3 separate regions of the Mus musculus genome follow, and all the other regions are linked to region 3. A link is a loop called in an ENCODE intact Hi-C map of the cell type or tissue named here. Cell type or tissue: left cerebral cortex. All regions are shown on one strand.

What was found. Hi-C counts contacts between places; a loop is a spot of excess contacts. Peaks named below come from ENCODE experiments on the same cell type or tissue, not always from the same donor. Only the 100,000 strongest peaks of a DNase experiment are listed, where the experiment ranks them.
Region 1: it touches region 3 in a loop (2.1-fold over the local background); 2 of 42 quality-filtered maps call a loop at or near these places.
Region 2: a loop joins it to region 3, with 2.9 times the contacts of the local background. A loop is called at or near these places in 3 of 42 quality-filtered maps.

What each region holds. Positions count from the first base shown.
Region 1 is chr1:192,354,904-192,362,903 of GRCm38, reverse strand. All of the region lies in intron 7 of Kcnh1 (potassium voltage-gated channel, subfamily H (eag-related), member 1), which reads right to left. Among named protein-coding and RNA genes, the nearest start is that of Gm31011, 160 kb to the left of the region's middle. In left cerebral cortex, no CTCF peak of the experiment used is centred here; DNase peaks (open chromatin) are centred at 274, 1,578 and 3,492; H3K27ac peaks cover 2,122 bases.
Region 2 is chr1:192,331,771-192,339,770 of GRCm38, reverse strand. It overlaps Kcnh1 (potassium voltage-gated channel, subfamily H (eag-related), member 1), which reads right to left. Exons shown (of 11, transcript NM_001038607.2): 7 at 1,942-2,371. Among named protein-coding and RNA genes, the nearest start is that of Kcnh1, 140 kb to the right of the region's middle. In left cerebral cortex, a CTCF peak has its summit at 7,428 (motif pointing right); DNase peaks (open chromatin) are centred at 282, 3,559 and 4,821; H3K27ac peaks cover 3,263 bases.
Region 3 is chr1:192,263,356-192,271,355 of GRCm38, reverse strand. All of the region lies in intron 5 of Kcnh1 (potassium voltage-gated channel, subfamily H (eag-related), member 1), which reads right to left. Among named protein-coding and RNA genes, the nearest start is that of Kcnh1, 77 kb to the right of the region's middle. In left cerebral cortex, no CTCF peak of the experiment used is centred here; DNase peaks (open chromatin) are centred at 1,299, 2,292 and 4,225; H3K27ac peaks cover 4,036 bases.

The sequences.
Region 1 (8,000 bases), 92 kb before region 3:
CAGCCCCAGGTCTCTTCTGGGCCCAGGTTGTGATAGTAAGCGGACCTGTCTCTCCCCCTCCACCTTTCTAACAGAGCCAGGTGAATGCTTGCATCTTCCTGTACCACTCAGCTGAGATTAACTCTGAAAGACCACTAAACAAGCAAGCCACAGAAATACTCCAGAGGATCACCAGAGATTCAAGACAATTTAGGATGTCAGCGGTTGTTTTTGATATTGCTTATCACGAGCATGAGCAAGGCATGTGGGAAGAAACCAAGTGTAAGCTACACATGGAGGGGCTTCGTGGCACAGCCCTTGCGGGAACAGATGTATCCGTTCCCATTTCATGACAAGTCTTAATTCTGACACCGAATCTCAACCACCCCCAATTCACAGGTAAGTGATGTTGTATCAGCAAAACCTGTTATCCAAAGAAGCCTTCATAAAAATACTGAAGAGCAGGTTGGGGGATTTTCCTGTCTACCATAGATGGTCAGAGAAAGAGAATTTGGTAGAGAGAGGGAACGAGGGAGAGAGGAAGGAAGGGAGGAAGGAAGAAAGGGAGGGAGGGAGGGAGGGAGGGAGGGAGGGAGGGAGGGAGGGAGGACACCATTAAGAATGAGAGACCCCTGGGCCCCAGAACCTCAGCTAAGTCTCTGAGAGTTGATTTTATATATGAGCCAGGTTAAAATGGATGTCTTTTGCAGAAGGGTAGATGGAACCCACCCAGTGACCTGCTCTAGGGACACACAAATCAAGATGTCCAGCATCCCAGACAAAGCTCAGCTCTCTGTAGAAGAGTACACACCAACCCCGTGCACAAAGAAGCTACGAAGGAAGAGAGAGAAAGCAAGGAGGACGGGGTGAAAGCAAGAACAGCACAGAAAACCATGCTAGAGGTCATGGACTCCAGCAGCAGCAGACATGATGGTGAGCTCTGCCCGAGGGGCTCCTGCCGTGTTCCTGAGCAAGGGTGTTTACTCTAGGTAAGCGGATCTTCCCCTGTGGCTGCTCCTAACTTCAAGGGTTAGCAGTGAACCAGAAAGGGACTCCACCCTATGGCAGCACTACAGGTGAACTGACGTTACCATGGAGACCTGAATCTCCAAGGGGAGAGGCTGGGATTTGAAGCTTCAAGTCAGGGAAGGGTCCAGTGAGAAAGGGTGTGTTTGTTGAAGAGTTCATCCCCGAGGGAGACTTCAACATCTACCTCTCCTCTCAAGGTCCCAACAACAGACCAAAGCACGATTCCACCTAAGTTCACCAAGGGAAACCACAGAGCATGAGTGTGAAGGTACTGGCAGACGTGGCAGGGGTGGGGGGAGAAGCAGCCGCACTTTCAAGTCTTCATCTAGCATGGAAGCTGCCTCCCCTATCCACACACATGGAACCCTTCTTAGCCGCCCAAACTATAACCTCTAGCTCTGCTGGAGAGCTCTAGGCCATATGCAAGGGCAGAACTGCACACACATGTCTGGGAAGAGCTGTTAGAAGCCCGAGTGAGGGCCCCTCTCCACCCATTCTTCTATGAGGAACGCCAACCGTCAGTAAGACCAACTTGATGGACTCCCTGGAGCTGGCACAGTCATCTGATGCAGACAGTGGCTGTTTTGCCTGGGAGGAAATCACATTCTACAACAGAGTCTGCCAGGTGCTTCTGTCAGCTTCTAGAAAGAGAGGCAGAGATGTCCTCTTTCCAGGAGCAGACAGACTGAAGAGACTGACTACAAATCTGAGTGGCTGAAATAGGCTATAAAGTCTGGCTTAAAGTATTCAAAATCGAGACCAAGCCCCACAGCTTCAGGCTTTGGGTGGTTTCAGATTTCTGGAGATTACAGGAGATTAGAGATTACCACAGGGTCTGGATACAACTTGAATTCGGCCCACCAGCCTAGCCTCTCCGGTGGAAAATCCTGACTCAACGAGTGGGGAAGTGATTGAGGAAGACACCCGACACTGACCTCTGTTCCCAAGCATGCAAGCATACACACACACACACACACACACACACGCACACGCACACACTCTCTCCCACACAAACAATAATAAACACATCGCATGGATGTATTTGACAATGGTCTGAGCTTGTGGTTCCAGTAAATCTTCACAATACTGTCAGGTAGCAAACTTATTCGCAGATCAGCGAGAGGCGAGATAGGTCAGTGGGTAAAGGCATTTATCACCACACCTGATGAGCTAGATTCAGTTTCTGATATCCACAAGGTACAGTGTGAAAACTTACTGTACTGGCTGGTTTTGTATGTCAACTTGACACAAGCTGGAGTTATCACAGAGAAAGGAGCCTCCCTTGAGGAAATGCCTCCATGAGATCCAGCTGTAAGGCATTTTCTCAATTAGTGATCAAGTGGGGAAGCCCAGTCCATTGTGGGTGGGACCATCCCTGGGCTGGTAGTGTTGGGTTCTATAAGAGAGCAAGCTGAGCAAGCCAGGGGAAGCAAGCCAGTAAAGAACATCCCTCCATGGCCTCTGCATCAGCTCCTGCTTCCTGACCTGCTTGAGTTCCAGTCCTGACTTCCTTTGGTGATGAACAGCAGTATGGAATAAACCCTTTCCAGCTGAATAAACCCTTTCCTCCCCAACTTGGCTTCTTCATCAGGATGTTTGTGCAGAAATAGAAACCCTGACTAAGAAATTTACCTCTTCGTGTTGTCCTCTGACCTCCATGTCTGCCGCATGGAGCGTCACCATCTCCCATAAGTGTATACAAAAATAAACAAATGTGTAAGTAGACAAACAGTAAAGTGTCGATGTCATTTTAAAAGAAAAGTAAACTTATTCTCATACTTTGGGTAAAGAAAATGAGGCTCAGAGTGGCAGGTCTGTTTGTCCTGGGTCAGAGTGCTGTCCTCCGAGGTTAAGGATCCAGGCCTGCCTCTCATGGGCTAAGACCCAGGCTGTTTAAAGAACCTTTGTTTTCACAAATTAAACACCACAAAGATACATGTTAAATTAATATTTAAAAAACAAACAAACAAAAAAGCAACACTGTGATGAGAAAGATAAAGAAAATCCACTGCAAAGAGAGAGGGGAGGAGATGCAGGTCTGACTGTTCAAACATGACCGCCTGTTGCTGGGCCCTTATGCTGCATGCTGAGAATACACCTCAGACAGGCATGGGTCTCTTCTCTGTTCAGAGCTTACAAAGAAAAGGGATTGGGGGCAGAGATGGGCTCTGGAAAAATAGTTACATAGACAGGGCACAGTTCAAAATCACACTGGTGTGTAACTATTTGTCTAGCTGGGACTCAGGCTGACTGGAGACAGTTCCATCATGTTCTGAACAAGACTTCAAGGCCATAGAGCCTCTGGTACAGACCTCACCATGGCTCCCACCACAGGCTGAGCTAAAGCTGAGCTCAGGCATCACTCTGAGCAGAAGGACATTTAGAAGTTTTCCTGTCTAATTTAAGCTGCAGGCATCTTTGAAAGACTGGAGATGGTGGCTTCCCTGGAAAGGATAATATGTTTCGTGAGGTTGGTGGGCTGGGGAGGCTGGGGGAAGTGTGAGGTACTTGGATATTTCACTGCATGGAGGCTTCCTGGAGCAGGATTCAAAGCTGAGGCAGGAGAACAGGCTGGAGATGGGAGGCTAGCAGGTGCTACCACTGCAGGCTCAGCAGAGCTGGCTACATCAGCGATTGGGATACAAATACTGGACCAGTCACCACTGAGCTGAGACTATGGGTCTGGCTCATATGACCTCTCTCTGATGGAGTGTCAGAAGAGCCACAGATGTATCTGTAGACACTGGTGAAGGAACAAGAGTCCCCTGACCTATCACCAACGGCTTGTTTTTAACCCAGATGTTTCCCTGACCCCCCACTGTTCCCATCTTCTTGTCTTCTTTCTCCTCAGCCAAGCCAAACTGCAGAGTTCCAGCTCCAAACCTTCAAGCCCCATACAGCTCACACCACCTCATGAAAACACACACACACACACACACACACAGAATGACATACACACATATATACACACATACATATTTACATATATACACACATATACAAATATACATACATACACATATATACACACATATATACTTGCATACACATATGCACAAATACACACACACACATGCACACACATATTCTGGGACCCCAGAAGAGAAGCCCCATATCCTAGTGTACCCTCAGTTAACTGCCTGATCTCTGTATTTCTATTTCTGAGCCAAACTCCCAAAGCCCAGTTAAGCCACCTCTCTACTTAGATGCTCTGGAGAGCCCAAACTCATGCTAGCCCCACCCCTACCCACTTTATACTGGTCAGCCTCCACCCTCCCAGCTCCATAAAATGCACCAATCTCAAAAACCCTCTGGTCTAACTCTTCCAAAGTCTGGTATCAGTCAGCCTGGTACTATGGGTTCCCCCTCCAAAACCAGTGTGTGTCTTCCCATCACTATCCATGGTACTGTGACCCCCAACTGTGTGACCTGGGATCCATGACCTCTGCAGACCCTGCCTGGCTTGTAAACTGCCCTCTTCCTCTTCTGCACAGCTTTATTTACTGTAATATCCCTGGAAACTTTTGTCTCATGCACTGGCATCCCCAGGGTATGAGTGGATTGCAAGATTTTGTTTTTTGATTTGTGTTTTTGTTTGTTTGCTTTTGGTTTTTCGAGACAGGGTTTCTCTGTATAGCCCTGGCTGTCCTGGAGCTCACTTTGTAGACCAGGCAGGCTGGCCTCGAACTCAGAAATCCGCCTGCCTCTGCCTCCTGAGTGCTGGGATTAAAGGCGTGCGTCACCACGCCCAGCTTGTGTTTTGTTTGTTTGCTTGTTTTTAAATCCAAGTCATAGGTCTACTAATTGATAAACCAATCTTAATCAGGGAGGACCTCAAATTCCTCTGATACATCTGCATGCAGGCTGATAAATATCTGTGGCTTACATAGAAACCATACAGAACCTTTTTAAAGATGCACTTCAGATGACACACATGAGGCCCGTGAATTAATCCCTGCCCCATCAGCAATGACAGTAATTAACCTCCACAGAGCACACTGCCAACAGCTCAGTATGGGTCTGCTCATAAAGCCAGAGAAAGTATTTCTTCCTGGGCTGGGAAATAGTACAGCGAGTTCTTGCCTCACATTCACAAAGCCCTGTGTTCAATTCCCAGCAGCAACACACGTACAAAACTTGTGTATATGTATTGGATAGTTTTTCATTAGCTTGAGAGGAAGGAACCTCAATTGAGAAAATGTCTCCATAAGATCCAGCTATAGGCAACCCTGTCTTAGGGTTTCCATTTCTGTGAAGAGACACCATGACCAAGGCAACTCTTAAAATTGCAAACATTCAACTGGGGGTGGCTTACAGGTTCAGAGATTCAGTCTATTATGATCAAGGCTGGAAGCATGGCAGCATCCTGACAGGCATGGTATTGAAGAAGGAGCAGAGTTCTACATTGTGATTTGAAGACAACCAGAAGAGAAGACTGTCTTTCAGGCAGCTAGGAGGAGGATCTCAAAGCCCACCCCCAAAGTGACACAGTTCCTCTAACAAGGCCACACCTGCTCCAACAAGGTGAAATACTTACTGATAGTGCCATTTCCCATGGGCTAAGCATATTCAAACCATCATAAAGCCTGTAGGGTATTTTCTTAATTAGTGATCGGTGTAAGAGAGCCAACTGTACACAGTGCCACTCCCGGGCTGGTGGTCCTGGGTACTGTAAGAAAGCACCTGAGCAAGCCAGTAAGTAGCACTCCTCCATGGCCTCAGTATCTGTTCCTGCCTCTGGTTCCTGTCCTGTTGAGTTCCTGTCCTGGCTGCCTAGGATGACAACTGTGATGTGGAAGTATTAGTCATGGTGTTTCATAGCAGCAGTTTAGACAGTCTACTTTGCTTTACATTATTTTCTCTTAAAATATGGGTTCTGAGAGCATTCTCTCCTGGCCCAGCAGCTGGGCTCAGCTCAGCTCAAGATACTAAGGGCTGCATGCACATGAGAGTGAAGAAAGCACCACCCAGAGACAGCCCTCTCCACAAGCTTCAAACCTAAGTGACACTTAGAGGGAACGATACCACATGACAAACAAGAGGAACACACCAGAGAGAACCACTCCAACCATCCCGCACTGCCCCCTCAGCCAATGGCACCTGGTCCAAATTGTCACCAAGGATGTTGGCCATCTTCTCATGGGGTCATGTGCTCTCTCTGCTCCTTACCCTTGAAAAGGAGAAACCCTAGCTTGACTTCCTATATTGAGGTGAAACCAACTTTAGACAAACACAGGACCATGGGGAAAAAAGGAAGCAAGAGCAGGACTCTTGGGGCCAGGGCAGCTAGGACTGGAACCAGGCCTCCAGGAAATGCCACATCTGGTACCTTCTGAGCTCTTCTTCTGACTGGCTCTTTGCAGTCAAGTCTTAGCAACTCCCTCAGCAGATGTCTCTATCGCCAATGGAACCACAGGGCACCTTGGCCATGATTTCAGAGCCACAGAAGACAGACTGAGCCCTGATATGGCCTTCAGAGGCAAAGCCTGGCAGAGTGTGAAGGACAGATGGCGGCTCTTTTAAAGACCCGGGAAGCTGCTAGGAAACAATCCTGCAGCTAAGAACTGGGTTATCCATGAAGAAGATCATGGGAGACTCTCCTAGGGGAAAGGCAGACAGAAAACAAAGAGCTCACATTGATGAAAAGAACACACTTTGGAACCAGGAAGCACAGTTAGCTTTCCAACGCTGTGATAAAGTGTCAGAGCTAATCAACTTAAAAGAAAGAAAGGTTCACTTGGCTTCCAGTCTCAGGGGCTTGTGTTCATGGTTGTGGCAAAGTACAACATGGCTGGAAGGCAGAACAGAGGTCTCCCCTTGTCCTAGCAGCTGCAGGATGAAAAAGTAGACAGGAAGGACCAGAAGTCCTGTTATGGAAAACTGATCTAACTTCCTCCACCAGGCCCCACCCACAGAGAGTCCACTACCTCCTGAAAGGTCCACACGCCTCTGGGGGGATATCCAGGATCTAATCTGGATTAGGCAGGTTTACTGTGGCCATCACCAAGAGTGGGAAGCTGAGGTCTGAGGGAAGACAAAGTTGAAAATCTAGGCTGCAGCAAAGCCTTCATAACCCAAGACAGAAGCAAACAATGATCCTGTCAGGCGCTTGGACCAGAGGACAGAGAGAGATGGTCCCTTGCCAGAACACCACACTTTATCCCCTACACAGTGAAGGCTAGCCTCAGAACACAGGCTCGTCTGTCTCTGGGTCAGGCACTGAACTGTACCACTCATGATACTTATGTGGGTGACCCAGAGCGGAGGGCGACCCAAGGGAGAATACAGGATTAGAACATGTGAAGAGACCATCACCATGAGCAAAAGCAGCAGTGTGGGGAGGCATGGGAAAGAGTGGTGAGGGTTAGATCTGAGCATGCTTCAGTTCCACCCTCCTCTCCCAGTGAGGCTTAAGCTAAGGGCACTGCAGGACCAAGAGAACAGTGAGCAGCTGCTGAGATGCTGACCATGACCTTTGACCCTTGCGAGCTGTTGCCCAAGACCTTGGTGCTCAAATGTGGACAAAATACCAGAGCCCAGGGCCCACAGCTTTGAGCTCATTGAGGCAGTGGGAGCGAGTAGCTCTGTCTGGAGGCTGGAGGGGACACCTTCATAGCTGCTACACAGCAGCCCATAGGCATGCCACATGGCTGACAGCTGTGATCTTGGAACTGTGTCTACCCCCTGGCTGGGAATCGAACCTACAATGACGCCAACCTCCATGATGCAGTAGCACAGAATGTCTCCAGCCCTAGGAAGGGACTCTGTCAAGAGTTTCAGTATTTCTGGGAAAACCCAATTCTGTCCTTGCTGCTGTTGCCTCTGCTTAAACCTCCCTTCCTGCTAAGACACACTCAAAGCCCTTCTGTTTGACTTCTACTCCACTCTACTCAATCCAACTGTGGGTCCTTGCCATAAATCTTCTCTCAGAATGATTCAGCTCTGCAGCACACTCCAGCCTCCCAGACCAGCTACAGCTTTCTGCTTGAGCC
Region 2 (8,000 bases), 68 kb before region 3:
GACACAGCCACTAAAACTCTCAGGAACCTGCCTGCATCAGATACAAGAACGGGGTGGCAAGCCCATTGTATGACAATGTGGGGTAACAAAGATGACTCCAGAGCTGGATCTCTCAACTGAGTAGGCAGCGTGCCCAGCAGAAGCCTCAGGCTTCTCCAGGTGGGTCATCAAGCCATTCACCCATGTCACCCCGAGAAGGAAGCCCTGCTCTGCAGGCTGAGCTCTGTGTGAGCAGATGCTTCCTTCCTTAGGTGGCCTTTCCCATGAAGTGCCAACACAGTACAGCGGATGCCCGGCCAGCATGCACATGAACCACTGAGGCTCAGGCAGGTCCCTCCCCACTGAGGTTTCCTGGGATGAAAGGAGGCCAATGTCATCAGCCAAAGGCACTTTCTAGACTCTTCTACAGTAACAACTGCAGTGTTCAGTGGTAAAATGACTCAGACTTCAGCACTTGCCTCAAGAACTAGGGGGATATTCAGTGCAGGAACAGGATCCCAATAATCTATTCTCATCTTTTCTCTCTCTCTCTCTCTCTCTCTCTCTCTCTCTCTCTCTCTGTCTCTGTCTCTTTCTGCCTGTCTCTGTCTCTTTATGTTTCTGTCTCTCTTTATGTCTCTGTCTCTTTGTCTGTCTGTCTGTCTCTCTCCATCTATCTGCATTTCTCTTTCTCTGTGTGTGTGTGTGGGGGGGGGGGCAGTGGGTAGTTAGTGGCGTGTTGTGTATTGCTTGGGGATTTCTCTACCAAGAGGCAGACAGGAAAACTCTCGTCTCAGTCGGGAATGATTATGTCTCAGGTCTATAATCTTAGCACTCAGGTAGGCTGAGCCAAGAGGGCTGGCAGGAGTTAAAGCTGGCCTAGGCTAAAGAGTGGGTTCCAGGTCATCCTGGCCTATATAGCAAGAACTGGTCTTCCAAAAATAAACCAGGGTGAAGGAGACAAGGAAGAAAGGGCATGGAAATAAGAAGGTGGCAATCAGAGAGTTATCCTAGAGAAATAAATTCTTCCCTAGGAAAGCCTGAGAAGAAAAGTAATTGTAACAGAATACAACATTGAACATCAAACTTCAACAGAGTTTTCGCTCTAACAAGCAACTACTGTCATGATGACCAAGCTGCCCAGAGCTCCTCTGGCAGACAGTATTAGTTCTCATGTCAGGCTGGATTATGCAGATCTAACCTACGTTTAAACCAACACACTTCTTGCCTGCTGAGCGTTCACTCAAGCATCTCATCAAGAACAAAGCAGGGAAGGCTGCGGAGAAGAGGGTTGTCTGTCTGTCTCTGCTGTGACTGTCTCACTGTGCAATCATAGCACCACACTCTGCTTTAAGACTGGACATGGAAAGACCCCGACAACTCAGTACTCTTAGCAAACTGTATATGAAACAGTCTTTCAAGAAGACTTGTGAAGGCACCAAAAAGGAATAATTGTCTCTTCCTCCCTCTCTCTCCCCTCCCCCTCCTGCACTTCCACCCCTCCCCCTCTTTCCACTAACAGCATCTCCTGGACCCAGCTGGCCTAGAACTTTCTATCTAGCTAACAACGACCTTGGGCTCTATCACCACTCCCTGAACGCTGAGATCACCACATACTCCACCACACCCAGTTTGTACAGTGCTGTGATCGAACCTAGGGCTGCCTGCATGTTAGTCAAGCACTTTACCAACTAAGCTACATCCCCACTCCTCTTCACATTTCTTAATTTTTTTCTGAAATCTGTTTCTCAATCAGCATGAGCTGATTTAAAGATCAGGAAATCCTTAAAGCTAGCCTTCAGGAGAAGATATGTCTGATGGTCATTTTAAGCAATCATTCCTTGATCCTGTTACTAGAGTAATCCCGTACCACCTTCAGCCTACAGTAGGCCTGGCCACCAGGCAAGATGGCCCTGAGTTCCAGATTGTCCCGTCCCGTCCCACCCTGGGCGCCATACTCACAGCCAATCATCATGATGGCCACTGCGAAGATCTTCTCGATGTCTGTGGATGGGGCAATGTTACCAAAGCCCACACTGGTGAGACTTGTCATGGTGAAGTACAGCGAGGAGATGTAGACAGAGTTCTTGCTTGGCCCACCTTCCCACTTCCCTGAACCAGACCCATTAAACTGGTATGGAGTGCCGATGTCCAATGCCAGTTGGTAGAGCCAGCTGTTGTTGCGGATGGTCTTGGTGTCTTCATCAAAGATCTCATAGTCCCCAATGCTGTACCAGATGCAGGCCATCCAGTGGGCAGCAAGCCCAAACACGCACACCAACAGGACCAGTACCGCGGCTCCATACTCGATGTAATGATCCAGTTTGCGGGCCACTCGCCCGAGACGGAGCAGCCGCACAACTTTCAGAGAACTGAACAGGCTGCTGATGCCCTGAAAGGGGATGGACACAGAATCAGAGAGAAAGAACAAAGCTATGGCTCCACCCCACCACGGCCATTAAGTTAAGCATTCTGTATGCTTCCATGACATGCAATATTATACAACCCTTTGAAAAACTTAAAATTAGAATGCTTTTTGAAAAAATACTGTTTGTTTTAATTTTATGTGTCTGTTTTTGGCTGCAGTTACCTACATGTACTTGCCTGAGACCTATAGAGGCCAGAGGGGAGTGTCAGGTCCCCTGGAACTGGCATTAGAGGCACTGCCAAGTGTATGCTGGGAACCAGAACTGTATCCTCTATAAGAGCAATAAAAGCTCTTAACTGCTCAGCCATCTCTCCAGCCCTTCAAAATCAGAACTCCATTCCAAGGTGTATGGAATAGCGATTTCTATTTAGTGTTTTATGGCTTGCTTGAAAAATAAACAAAACAAGTAGAATTATTACACATGAAAAAAACAAATATATACTTTCCATACCATTAGTTATTTTAAGAAAACTTTCAAGGGTTGTATAATATTTCATATTATATAATATGAAATATTCAAGTTGTAGCATATTTATTTCATGTGGCAATGAATTATATAACCACACTACATTGCACATAAGCAAATAAATATGTGTATATTAGAAAGCAATCAGGAACCACAGGCTGTTTTGTTCTATTTTTACCTACTTTGTCATAAATGCATATATTTATCTAATTTCTGTCACTTTCATTACTTTGACTTATTAGGGAAAAAATAATTGCAATTAAAGTTCATTGAGATGCCAAGCATGGTGGTACACACACCTTGTGTGAACGCCTAACTTTGATTTTCAGTACTAGAAAGTAAATAAACAGCAGGACAAATAAACAAGCATCACAGTCATAGAACCTGCAACAGATGTGATGGTTTCTTATCCACTAACAACGTTCACCATCAGCACGGAAGTTCTCAGTCTCCTCCCTCTGCTGTGGTCGACTCTGCCACACGGAAAGAGTGGACACAGCCCTCATACTTAGATTCAGTCAGCTGATAGGGTAGGGTACGATCTTGCTCCACAGGGGTCTCTCTCTCTGCACCCTAGCTGAGGATTCTAGCTTACGGAGTGAGCAGCATCTGCAGCCGCCATGAAGGAGATTATTTTGGGAGGCAAAGGAGTCTTTGGAGTGAGTCAGAAATCAAGCACCATGTACGCAGCCACCCACATGCCACCTCCTCCTGAGGGTCCCAGTTCAGAGAAAAGCATGCTTTCCAGGGTAAAACTGCCTTCTCATTTTTCCTAGTTCATATACAGCTCACAAAAACAACACTAGGTAGACCAGAAGTCCCCAAAGGCAGTCTGCCTCTCCTTGGCTCTTCCCTTTGACCTCCCATGGCTCTGCCTCCACCACAGGCATCCTTTCAGCTACCAGTGCCTGCACCGCCTTTCTCATCCACCTTCCACGTCCCTGGCCCTTCCTCTTCCATCACAGTGGCCACCACAATACATTCACTCAGTTCTCAGAGGCCAAGCTATCCTCTAGCTATACTCCCAACAGCCACATGATAGGTAGACACATGTGGCACCTCCTTGGACCAGCCTCTCAGCCCAGAAGGCCTGACCTATAACTTGCCATCTGTTAAAAATCTAACCATCCTTCTGGTTGTCACTGACTCTACCAAGGGACTTCCATGATGACCCTAAGTCAGACCCCATCCCCAACTCCTCCTCAAGTCCACAGTATTCTGTGTCCATTACCACTACACATGATCTCCTGTGATATTGTTCCCAAAACATCACCAGGAAGTACATCTTCCCAAATACAGGAGTCACCTGCCATGCATGTTAGAAGCAAGTGGTTTGAGCAGCGTCAGCAGCCCCCATTTTGGAATCTAATTTACCACGGCAAGTGTAGCACACAGCACATGCTCAGGAAGAGTCTGAGGTCAGGGTCTGAGGTCAGGGCATACTTTCTCCTCCTTTCTTTAAGGAGGGTCTGGAACTGCATTGCTGTGTCTCTGTACAGCAGCATGTTGTTTCTCAGCGGTTGTGCAAATCCTCTTTTATCACATTAGCAGCTGGAATCCTGGTATTATTAGTTTCGCTCCCCCACATCCCTACTTTCCTGTAGCTTAGTTCATGGGATAAATAAAACGGAACACTCCAAACTTCTTTTTCCTTTGAGTACATTAAAACATGACGGGGCCATATGCTTAAGAACCAGGCTACTCCAGAGGCTCCTCACAGCCTAAAACCATCTCACGGTGCAAGTAGTTTCCTGGATGCTTTATGGAATTTTGGCATTAGGAAAAGCTGGGTGTTCCCAGGTGGGTCAAGAAGAACAGAGCAGCAGGAATAGAAGCTACTGAGTTCATCCTTGATGGGAGGCAGATTCTGGACATCTCGGTGGCTCCTCTGTGATATCACTGATGAATGTGACTGAAGTGGACAGTCTGCAGGCTTCAGACTCATGGTATGCAAGTTTTCAAGATTTACTTAAATGAGCAGCCCACACAAATGACTCATTAGATTTGTCTTACCTCACCTTGTGTGAATGTGTATGTGAGTGTGTGTGTGTGTGTGTGTGTGTGTGTGTGTGTGTGTGAGTGTGTGTGTGTCCTTCATGTGAGTGCTAGGATCGGAACTTGGAGCCTCGTTTGTATGGCTCTCCTCTCTTACCCATTAAGCCATCTCTCTAGCCCCTAGCTTCTCATTTAATTAGATATGTATGCCTCTGTGTGTGTTTGTATGTGTGTGTGTGTGCATGCATGCATAAGTGTGTGTATGTGTGCATGTGAAAGTGTGTGTGTGTGTGTGAGTGTGTGTATATGTGTGTGGGGGGTAGATGGGTGGGTGGGAGTTATGCACACGTGTGATGTCTGCTGAGGCCAGAGGAGGGAATCAGGTGTCCTGATCAACCAACCACTCTCTGCTTTACTCCTTTGAGACAGGGTCTCTAACTAAAGCTGGAGCAAGACAAGCAGCCAGGAAGCCCCAGTGATTCGTCTGTGCTGGGTTACAGGTGTGTGCAGCCATCCACACCTGGTGTTCTCCATGTGAGTGCTGGGATCCAAACTTGGGGCCTTATGTTTGTGCAGCAATCTCTGTTACACATTGAGCCACCTCTCCAGCCCCCTGGCCTCTCATCTAACTAGACTCACCAATGTCTCTTCTATCATTATTTTTCTACTGTAGATATAGACACTAAAGTCTCATCACATTATTGAAATGCTGGTTTTTTGTTTTGGTTTTTGGTTTCTTCTGTTTTGATAGTTCCACCAGAATCCCACATCTGCTCCGGAACACGATGGCAGCCATGCCAAATTAGAAATATAAATATAATTTTTGTTATCATCTTCTACTCAATATTGCTTGGAGACCCCTTCACCTGCCCTTCTCTGTCTCGTGCTTCCTCACCTTCATGTGGTAAGGTCTAAGATCTGCATCTCAATGGACTATGCCTGCCTGGCACCGGCTCACCAGGCTTTCTGTCAGCACTGGCCTTCCCTGTTACCCTCCCTCCCTCACACTCTGAAGTTAAGAACAGCGAGTTTTAAGCTCCATACTTGCATCTTTCCAAACAAGAGTGACTTAGCACTCAAACAATAAGTACTGCCTTCCCCCAGGAAACTGTGTCCTCCACCGGGCCCTGTGAATGGCATTTCATTCATTCATTCTTCAAACAGGTTGGAGGGATGGGAGGAGCTTCAGGCAGAACAGGGTGGCACAGTTTGCACCCCACACCTCAGCTTCCTTTCACTTTTTATCTTGTGGTGGAATCTCACCACGCTGTCCAGGCTGGCCTTGGACTTATTCTGCAGGTCAGAGAAGCCTTCAACTTGGAATCCTTCTGCCTCAGTCCCCCAAGTAGGTAGGATGAGAGGTCTGAACCACACCAAGCTTAGCAAATGCTTATGGAGTTCCCACTCACACTTCAAGCACTGGAGACAGACAAGTGACAAACCTGACCCAGACCTTCACCCTCCTAGAATTTTTAATTAAGAGAGACAGATAATAGGATAAAACTCTAAAGTAAGAGCTGCTACATGACGGTATGCTAACAGAGCAGGCACGACCTACGCACAGAAGTAGCAGGAAGGTGGCCAGCCAATGTCACTTAGGAGGCCGTGGCATCAAGGCAAGGGCCCACAGGAGACAGGGTGTGAGCCATGAGATGGTCTAAGAAAAACAAGCTCCAGACAGAAGCAATGGTAAAGCACCCTGGGGTGTAAAGGGCATGCCACACTCTGTTGCTCTGCTGTAGACTGACACGTTCTTGGGTCTAGAAGGACAGTGCCAATGAGAGATGTGATTTCTTACATTAGCCCTCCAGGCACTGAGGACATTACCGGATTCCTGAGACCTACCAAGTTCACCATAGACTTACTCTTCAGGTGAACATGTGAGTCCCAGTTCCTCACAGACACTCTGTGGTGTAGTTGAGTGGAAACCTACACTGTGGTGATACTGAACCTAGAGGTCTGCTAAAAGGATTGTGATATTGATGTAGGGGGTCATGTTGAGAGATTGAAGGATGTTCAAAGTACCCATCCAGGTGTGTCTGAGTGTTTACAGAGGAGATGGGCATGTGGGTCAGTGAACTGAGTGACAGAGACCTGCTCAGACTCTGGGAAGCACCAACTAAATGTCTAAGCACCTGAATGAATAAAAAAAAAATCAAACAGGAAGAAAGGAAGGCAACTTCCATCCCTCTATGGGCTCCCTCCCAAGTCAGTGTGCTGTCTGATGCCACTTTTAGGCTTGGACCAATGATCTTTAACCTTTGACTTAAATCTGCACTAGGGGCAATGAGTGGAGGTCCCTCAGGTCTTTGGTCTCAAGCTGAGGGAGTTGAGGTTATACCTTGGGTCTCTCAGACTTCTGATTTCTTAGATGAAGCCATACACCAGCTTTGCTGGTTCTGCAGCTTGTAGGCAGCCACCACTATGGACCTGCTCAGCCTCTGTGACCATGAGAGTTAGCTTGACACACCCATCCTTTTGTGTGTGTGTGTGTGTGTGTGTGTGTGTGTGTGTGTGTGTCTATACCTATATTTATATTTACATAAATACACAACTTTGCCACTAGAGGTCTCTCTCTCCCCAAACCTCTTTTTCTAGTTTCATGTAACAGAGACTGGCCTTGAACTCAGTATGGTAGATCCAAGGAGTCATAGGATCAGGAGCTTGTGACTCCTTGGAGTCTACCTCCCAAGTGCTGGATGCTAGGCATGCCACAGCACAGCCATTTATATGGCCCTGGCAATGGAACCCAAGACCTCACACATGCCATAAGCAAGCATGAGCCGCATATACCAGCCCCCACTGGCTCTCCTCTGGGAAAGCCTGGCTAATACAAAGATTTACTACTTTATTAACAAAAATTGTGTGTTGTCTGACTTCAAGAATGTTCATACTATTGGAACTCGGAGCCATTTCTGTTGATAATGGGATAAATTGGTTTTACCAGGTTTCATTGGAAGTTGCTTTCTGAAGCTGAAATTTAATTTGCCCCCCCCCCCTACTCATTGCAATATTGTACTTCGGCCATGTTTAATTCAATCCAGTGGTTATTTTCTGAAACCTGGGGAAAGAAGACACATTCTGAACGGAGAAATGATAGGAAAACAGGGCAGCCTGATCCCTGCCCTCACA
Region 3 (8,000 bases):
AATTAAGAACAGACAGTGGGCTTTACAAAGATGAAAAGACAGGCACGGTCGGAATAGACAACTGCAAAGCAGCATCAACAAAGAGCCAGTGTGCAGAGCACACAATCTGCAGTGCACCAATCTCAAACTGAGAAAAGCAATCCAGTCAGAAAACACGTAAAAGGCGTGGCCAGCGTGGATTTACAGAGAGCAAATGAGCACATTAGCCATTTGGAAAACACAGAGACCACAAGGAGACAATCCTGCATACCTGTCAAGATATCTGATCTGAACAGCCATGCTGGGTGCAAAATGCCAGTGATAAGAAAATGACCAGACCATCAGTAGGAAGGTAAACTGGAGTGGCCATCCCAGAGGAGTATGGCAGCCTGGGGCACTCAGAAAGTGAAGCCATATGGCTGAGCTCTCCATCCAAAACATGAAGAGTTATGTGAAAGCATTTACAGGCACTTTACTCTAGAGAAAACATCAGCAGTACTTCAGATAGCCTTCAGTGGATGCAGGGTTTAACAAACCATAACACATCTAGACCTGGAAACTCAAATCTGCACCACAAACCTGTACATTAGAGATACAGGCATTACCTGCCTGACCTCAGACTAAAAAACTTTCAGGTTTGTGATTTATATAACATACCTTTAGTGTGCATATGTGGATGCATCTATATATGCGGACTTGTGTGCATGCATGTGCATGTGTACATGCTGGTGTGCATATGTGCACTTGAGCATGTGCACGTGTGTGCATGTGTGTTCCTGTATGTGTGTACATGTGTGTATGTGTGTGTTCATGTATGTGTGTGCATGTGCATATGTGTGTGCAAGCATGTGGTGTGTGTATGTGCAGGGGGAGGTGTGTGTATGTGCATGTGTGTGTTCATGTGTGTATAGTATATGTGCACATGCATGTATGTGTGTGCATATGTCTGTGTGTGTGTGAGAGAGAGAGAGACAAAGAGAGACAAAGAGAGACAGAGGGCAAGAGCATGCGCATGCACGCGAGAGAGAAAGAAAGAGAGAGAGAGATAGTTTATTTTCAGATAGGGTCCCTTCACTGGCCTTGAGCTAGCCAACTAGTCCAAGCTAGTGGCCAGCCTGAGGATCTGCAATCTGCCCCTCCTAGCGCTGGGGCTGCGAGCGCACATGAGCATTTTCACGAGTGTTTTGGGGTCGAGTCTATATCCTCACTCTTGTAAGGCAGGCATGTTAGGGACTGTGCCATCGCCCATTCCTTAGTACAGGCTTATGACTCCATTTATTTAACTTACTTGAGATAACACAGTTATAAAAATACCACAATAAATGGCTGCCAGGGCTGAAGAAGGGTGCGAGGAGAAGGAGGCGGGTATGTGGGATCGTTTAGCTCTATCATTTAGAACTGTCTGTGAATACTTAGTTATCTCAAATAAGTTTAGTTTTTAAATATCAGCCAAAGGTAGGTGAATTGTGAGTGTTATGAGGAAAGAGCCCCATGAACCTAGCTAAGGGAAAGGCAGGTGAAAAGGGAGATGGGGTTAAGGTTTGTTCTGCTTTTCAAGACACGGTCTAGGTGATAGACTACTCAGCTAGAACTCTACAGACTCTGCTAGCAAGCAGGTACATGCTGCTTGGAAACTGAAGCCACCTACAGCTCCTGAGTTCTGGTAGCAAACTCTCAGCAAGAAGGTATCCTTTCTGAGAATAGTGGCCATGTCTGTGACAGTCTGATAAAGTCCACAATGATGTCTCAGTGGGGTTTGCCATCCTGAGTCTTCCCAGGGAAGTAATACACCCTCCCTGAGTGAGTACCTTGCCTGGACCAATGGTACCTTGCCATCTAGGCTGACCACATTCACCCCCTTGCAGCTATACTCAAGAGGATCTGAGGGAGGCACCAAGGTAAGTGGGAGGTCCATGGAGAACTGTGTGCAGCTTCCTCCTCCCATTTCTGAGATTCAGCTTTTACACGTTAGCCACAGAAACCAGCATTCTAGAAGTAGATTTAGATGCTAGGATGTTTTTTGTTTTTTTTTTTTTTTTGCCCATGTTTCATGTTATGATTTGCACATGTGTGTGCACATTTTCGCATGTGTGTAGGTCACACGTGTTGGGGTACATGAATGTAGTTGTGTAGACCCACACAAATTGATTTTAGGAATCAACCTTGCTTACCCTTATACCATATTCACTGAGGCAGGGTCTCTCAGTGACAGAGCAGAGCTCACAGCTTCAACAAGTCTCTGCAGTCCCCGGCTCCAGGGCTCCCATCTCTCCCTCCCACAGCTAGAACACGGGCTGCTGACTAAAGGCAAGCACTTAACTGCTGAGCAAAAACATTCTCTTTGCATTCTCTTTACAAGCCTGTGGAGAAAGCTATGAAGGATTGCTTGAGACAGATCCAAGCATCCGACTTAGGCTCTTGCGTATGTCACTCTGCTGTGAACTCTTAACATCATCATGACATTGTGAAAAGCAGAAATAACATGGAATTCTGTAGAGCAAGCACTTTATTTACAGAAAATCAATACCCTTAAGAAAATTTCCTGACCAAGAGACCATTTTACATCCAGTAAGCTATCTGGCTACAATCGCCATTTATAGTAACTACAGCGACAAGTGACTGATTATTCATATTGATCAGAAAACTCCACGAGATTGATCACCTTCCTCCCCAGGAGGTGAACATGGCAATGGATTCCCGGCAGGAAGTACAGTAACAGCTTTGACCCATCGAAGCCTCGCCTCATGCGGGTCCTTCAGTATGTCATTCTCTGTCTCTGGGGCTTAGGGGAGCTGGGGAGATAAGTAAGTCTCCAATGTGCTACCTGCGCAAGCATGAGGACCTAAATTCAGAGTCCAAAACCCTCACAGAGAAGTCAAACCTGGTGATTCATTCATGTAATCCCAACACTGGAGAGGAAAGACAAAAAGATCTCTGAAGCTTGCTGCCTAGCCAGCCTTGCCTGCTCAGAGCCAAGCCAATGAAAGCCAATGGGGGGGGGACGGGACAACAGTACTTTAGGAATGACAACTGAGGTTGACCTTTGACCTTCACACACACATACACGCACACACGCACACATGACACACGCGCATGTGCGTACACACATGCACACACACACACACACACACACATACGCACACACACAACATGCATCTTCTGGGCTCAGAGTTAGAGCGGGTATGTAGACCTTGCCTGGCTCTAGTTCCACACTCAGTGCTTTCTACAAGCTTGTCCCAGTATGGAGAGCAAGATGCTCATCTAGAATGAGCTGGTCTGCAAGTCCTAGAACCATAACACAGTGCTCCTACCAACTTCTCTGCCCTCAGCAGTATGGGCAGGTGTTTCTAGTATCTTCCTGTGGTCAGTCTGTATGAGTCAAGATTAGGGGGGCAGAGAGCTAGCGGCCTTTCTACCATACTTCCTAACCCGATTAGGGTGTCTAGTGCTGTGATGAAACACCATGAGCAAAGCAACTTGGGGAGGAAATGGCTTTTTGGCTTATACTTCCATATCACTGTTCTTCATCAAAGGAAGTTGGGACAGGAACCTGAAGGCAGGAGCTGATGAGAAGCCATGGAGGGGTGCTGCTTACTGGCTTGTTCCTCATGGCTTGCTCACCCTGCTTTCTTATAGAACCCAGGGCTACCATCCCAAGGATGGCATCACTCACAATGGGCTGGGCCATCCCTCATTAATCACTAATTAAGAAAATATGTCCTTCGTACCTACTTATAGCTGGATGTTATAAAGATGGTTTCTCAATTGAGAGGTACGCTCCTCTCAGATGACTCTAGCTTGTGTCAAATTGACATTAAACTACACAACCCACTTCCTAAGGGTAGGCTTGTATCTAAGTGCATGTCCTGGCTCCATGCTCAGTACTGTTCACAAGCTTGGTCCAATGACTCCCTCAGCCAGGATGAGGTCCTCTAAGGCAGATGCCATTTCTCCTAGTGTAGTATCACTGGCTCATGCTCTCTCCATCCTCTCTGCAGGACATCCAAGCAAGGCAGGTCCTAGGTGCTCTCAACTGTCCTACATGGACAGGGCTGGGTAAGCTCCCGCCCAAAAGAAGACAGTGCTCAGAAAGCCAGATGGGCCCATCCATCACATTCCTCTAGTGTTCTTCATCCTGGAGTTCTCTGCTGCACTTTTTAAACCCCCACAGTCTGCCTATGAGAGTGATAGGAATGGGGAGGCAGAGGCTCAATGCAATGGAGGGGAAAATGACTCACCCTACATCACAGCAGGGCTGAGGAAAGAAAGGAGATGTGGGCGGCAGGCTGCCAGCTCTGCGTGTGCAAGTCACACTCTGCTCTAGACACCTCGTGCAACAGTGACACACACGTTCATCATCCGGAAGCCCCAGGACATGAGAAGGCATGTCACTCACACCCAGGCTGGGAAGTAGATCACAAAGGTGAAAGGTTTGCTCTTAGCCTTACTGCAGTCTACAGGAAGGACACCTGACCACAAATCCGGTTTTCAGATTCAATATTTCTTCTTCTATTGTGTGTCAACTCTCCTAAGAAACCCAGGCTCCCAGTTGAAGGTACCATCTCCCCTCCCAGGGTTGACCTTCTCCAGAACATCTCATTAAGGTCCTGGTCCTAGCTGCATTTCTATTGGTATAATTAAAAACACACTGTGACCAAAAGCAACATCAGGAATAAAAGACTTCATGAGGTGACACTGCCAGGCCATGGGCCATTGCAGTAGAGAGGTCAAGGTGGCAGCAGCTCACTCTCTATCCACAGTCAAGAACAGAAGCAAATACATCCACGCTGCCCTGCTGGCTCTCTTCCAGCTTTGTCTGCTCCTATACAATGCCCCTCTGCCTAGGAACCCACGGTGAAATGGGGCTTCCTATACCAATGAACAATCTCCCATAGACACCCCCACAGGCCATCCTGACATAGATTATTCTTCATTTGAAAGTTTTTTTTCCCCCAAGTGATTATAGGTTGTGGCAAATTAACAGTTAAAACCAACCATCAAGTCACCAAACCAGCTAGGTTGGCCTGAGTCTGTGTCCCCCTTAAGAGTCATCAACCCACATAGAAGGGAGTCAAGAAAATGACATCGTACTGAGTGGTTTTGCTCAGATGGGTAAGAGGCTGTGATTTCCTATGCTCAGCCTTTTAGCCTTTTAGCTTAGCTGTCAATCTTGGCTCATGGTTTCAGCTAAAGCTGAACCAAGAGACTCTGCATCTTTCAGCAGTCACAAGTCTATACACTGGCCCTACACTCACCCCTCCTCCTGCTTCAGTAGAGGGCATCCTCCCTATCAAAGGCTAACCCCTCCACCTGCTCTGAGCCTCATCTTCTCCTACCTGCTCCGGTGTCTCACCCCCATGCCTTCCCATGATGCTTCCCCATCCTTCCCCTTAACCTTTCTGTGGACACAAGTTCTTTCCATCACATCTCAGACACAAGTCAACTTCCTTTTTTTTTTTTTTTTTTTTTTTTTTTGGCTGCTTCCCTTTGTAGCCAGACTCTTTGAAGAGGAGTCAGTGCCTTCACTTTTTGCTCTCAAGTACCAGCCTCATATCTTATCTGATCACTGCCTTCAGTCTCTAGAGACTGCCAAGGTCATCAGCAATTGCCATGAGGCTAAATTAGACTCTCTCATTCTCTCTCTCTCTCTCTCTCTCTCTCTCTCTCTCTCTGTGTGTGTGTGTGTGTGTGTGTGTGTGTGTGTATGTTCAAGTGTGCAGGATGGGTGACAAAGATATACATGCATGTGGAGTTTGCCTTGAGTATCTTCCTCAATTTCTCTACACATTTGAGGCAGAGTCTCTCAGACTAGCCCAGAGCTCACAAGTTAGCTAGCTGTAGCCCCAGGGATCATCTGTCTCTGCCTCCAGAGTGCTGGCATTACAGGCAACCACCATGCCTTCCCGGCTTTTACATCGGTTCAGGGGATCTGAACTCTGCCTCACTCTTGCACAGCAAGCACTATCTGCTGGCCATCGCCCCGCCCACACACTTCTCCCTTCTTGAAACACTCTGTTTCTCTCTACTCTCTCCAGCCCTTGGACCACAGAGACAAGCAGCTCAGATCTCCCTTCATGAGAACTAATCTGTCACCAAGGGCCACTACCTCTGTCACCAAACAAACATGACTCGGGATCTATTCACAGCGCTCCTGCTCATTCTTACAACTGCATCCCCGGCTCCATCTTCTATGGAAACTTTAAGTGTATAATTCAGTATAGTCAGCTATGGGCACAGCTATGGCAGATCCCCAGGATACCCTGTAACTGAGACCATAAGTCTTCTGTCCTCCCTTCCTGAAGCCTGTGGAAACTGTCCTTCTATTTTTCTTTCCTTTGAGCTTGGCCATTTTGAGTTTCTCATACAAGTCCAATCATATAGTACTTTTCTTTCTCTGTGTGGCATAATAGCCTTTTATGTCCACCTTTGTTGTTGCAAATGGTGGGACTTAACTGTACTTTAGTAATATTCTGCTGTAGGTATAAGTATGTGGTCTGATTTTTTTTTCTACTCATACTCTGACGCACAAAGGTTGCTTCCATGCCATGGCTATCATGAACAATCTGTGGTGAGCACAGAAGGCAGGCATCTCCTCAGGTCCTAATTTCAATTTCCTGGTATAAATTTTGGCAAAGTATAATCTCATGGATGCTCACAAAACACTTCAATCCACATGACAGAGACAAGAGAGAATGTTACATACTGAGGCTGCCACAGGCAGTCACAGAGAGAAATAAAAACCAGTCAAGGTTTCATTAGAGCATTTAGCTACAGGGAGTTTCCACAGATGTCTGTGCCTGGGAGTGGGGTATTAGGTTATGGTTACTATCTTAGTTTGGGTTTCCATCACTGTGAAGAGACACCATGACCAAGGCAACTCTGATAAAGCAAACATTAGTTGGTACTGGCTTACAGCTTCAGAGGTCTAGTCCATTATCACCATGGGAGGAAGCATGGCAGCCTCCAGACAGACATGGTCCTGGAAAAAGGAGCTGTGTTGGGAAACCCTGCTATTAAGGCTGCAATCTACCATGACTAGACAGCTCCCTGAGCTCAGGGTAAAAATGGAGAACCCCCTTTTTTTCAGCAGGGCTTCCTCTTCTCTGCCTGACCTTATCTGGGGAACCTGACCCCCCACATCCTCTACCTGAGGAATGTCACATAGTTCTTGGCAAAATTACGGGTTCAACTTCCTGGAATGTTTCTCTATGCAAATGAGATACTGGGAAGTACCTTAAGTCTCAGCCAATGAACATTCACCCTAAGAGGAATTAACCCCTTCCCTCTCTCCAAGGTTTATATAGTCCTTGTTTACCTTGAGTAAAGAACACAACTTCTTTCACTGAAATCATCAGAGAAGATATCCCTCAACCACCAGCAGTGAGGGAGGGACCAAATTCCTGTTGACCCACCCATTCAGGACTGTGCTACATCCTTCCTTGCCCAGTATCACAAGAGAGGAAGTGGAGTCATGGACCTGAGAGTTCTACATATTAATTCCCAGGCAGCAAGGAGAGACTGTCTTCTGCAGGCAGCTAGGAGGAGGCTAGACTTCATATAGGGTGGATCCTGAGCATAGGAGACCTCAAAGCCTGCTTACATAATGATGCATTTCCTCCAACAAAGCTACACTTTCTCCAATAAGGCCACACATCTTAATAGTGCCACTATTTATAGCCAAGCATTCAAACACATGAATCTATGGGGGCCAAACATACTCACACCACCACAGTTAGCGTTTACTGGATGTTTGTGCTAAGCTCCAGAAGGAATGAGTGCATTTCTTATATGTTCTTTAACTCCTGCAACTCCATGATATATCCTCCATAATCAAGAAGAAACCAAGATGCGAAAAAGTAAGTGAATTTGTCCCAAACCAAATTTTTAAGTTGTGCAGCCAACATGGAAACCCTTGTCAAGGTGAACTCCAGTGTAATATTTTCAAGCTTTTGTCCCCAGGCGAGGGTCTGGATTTAGTCATTAAATCTACTTAGTTATTACTGGGTCATGAAACCAAATAT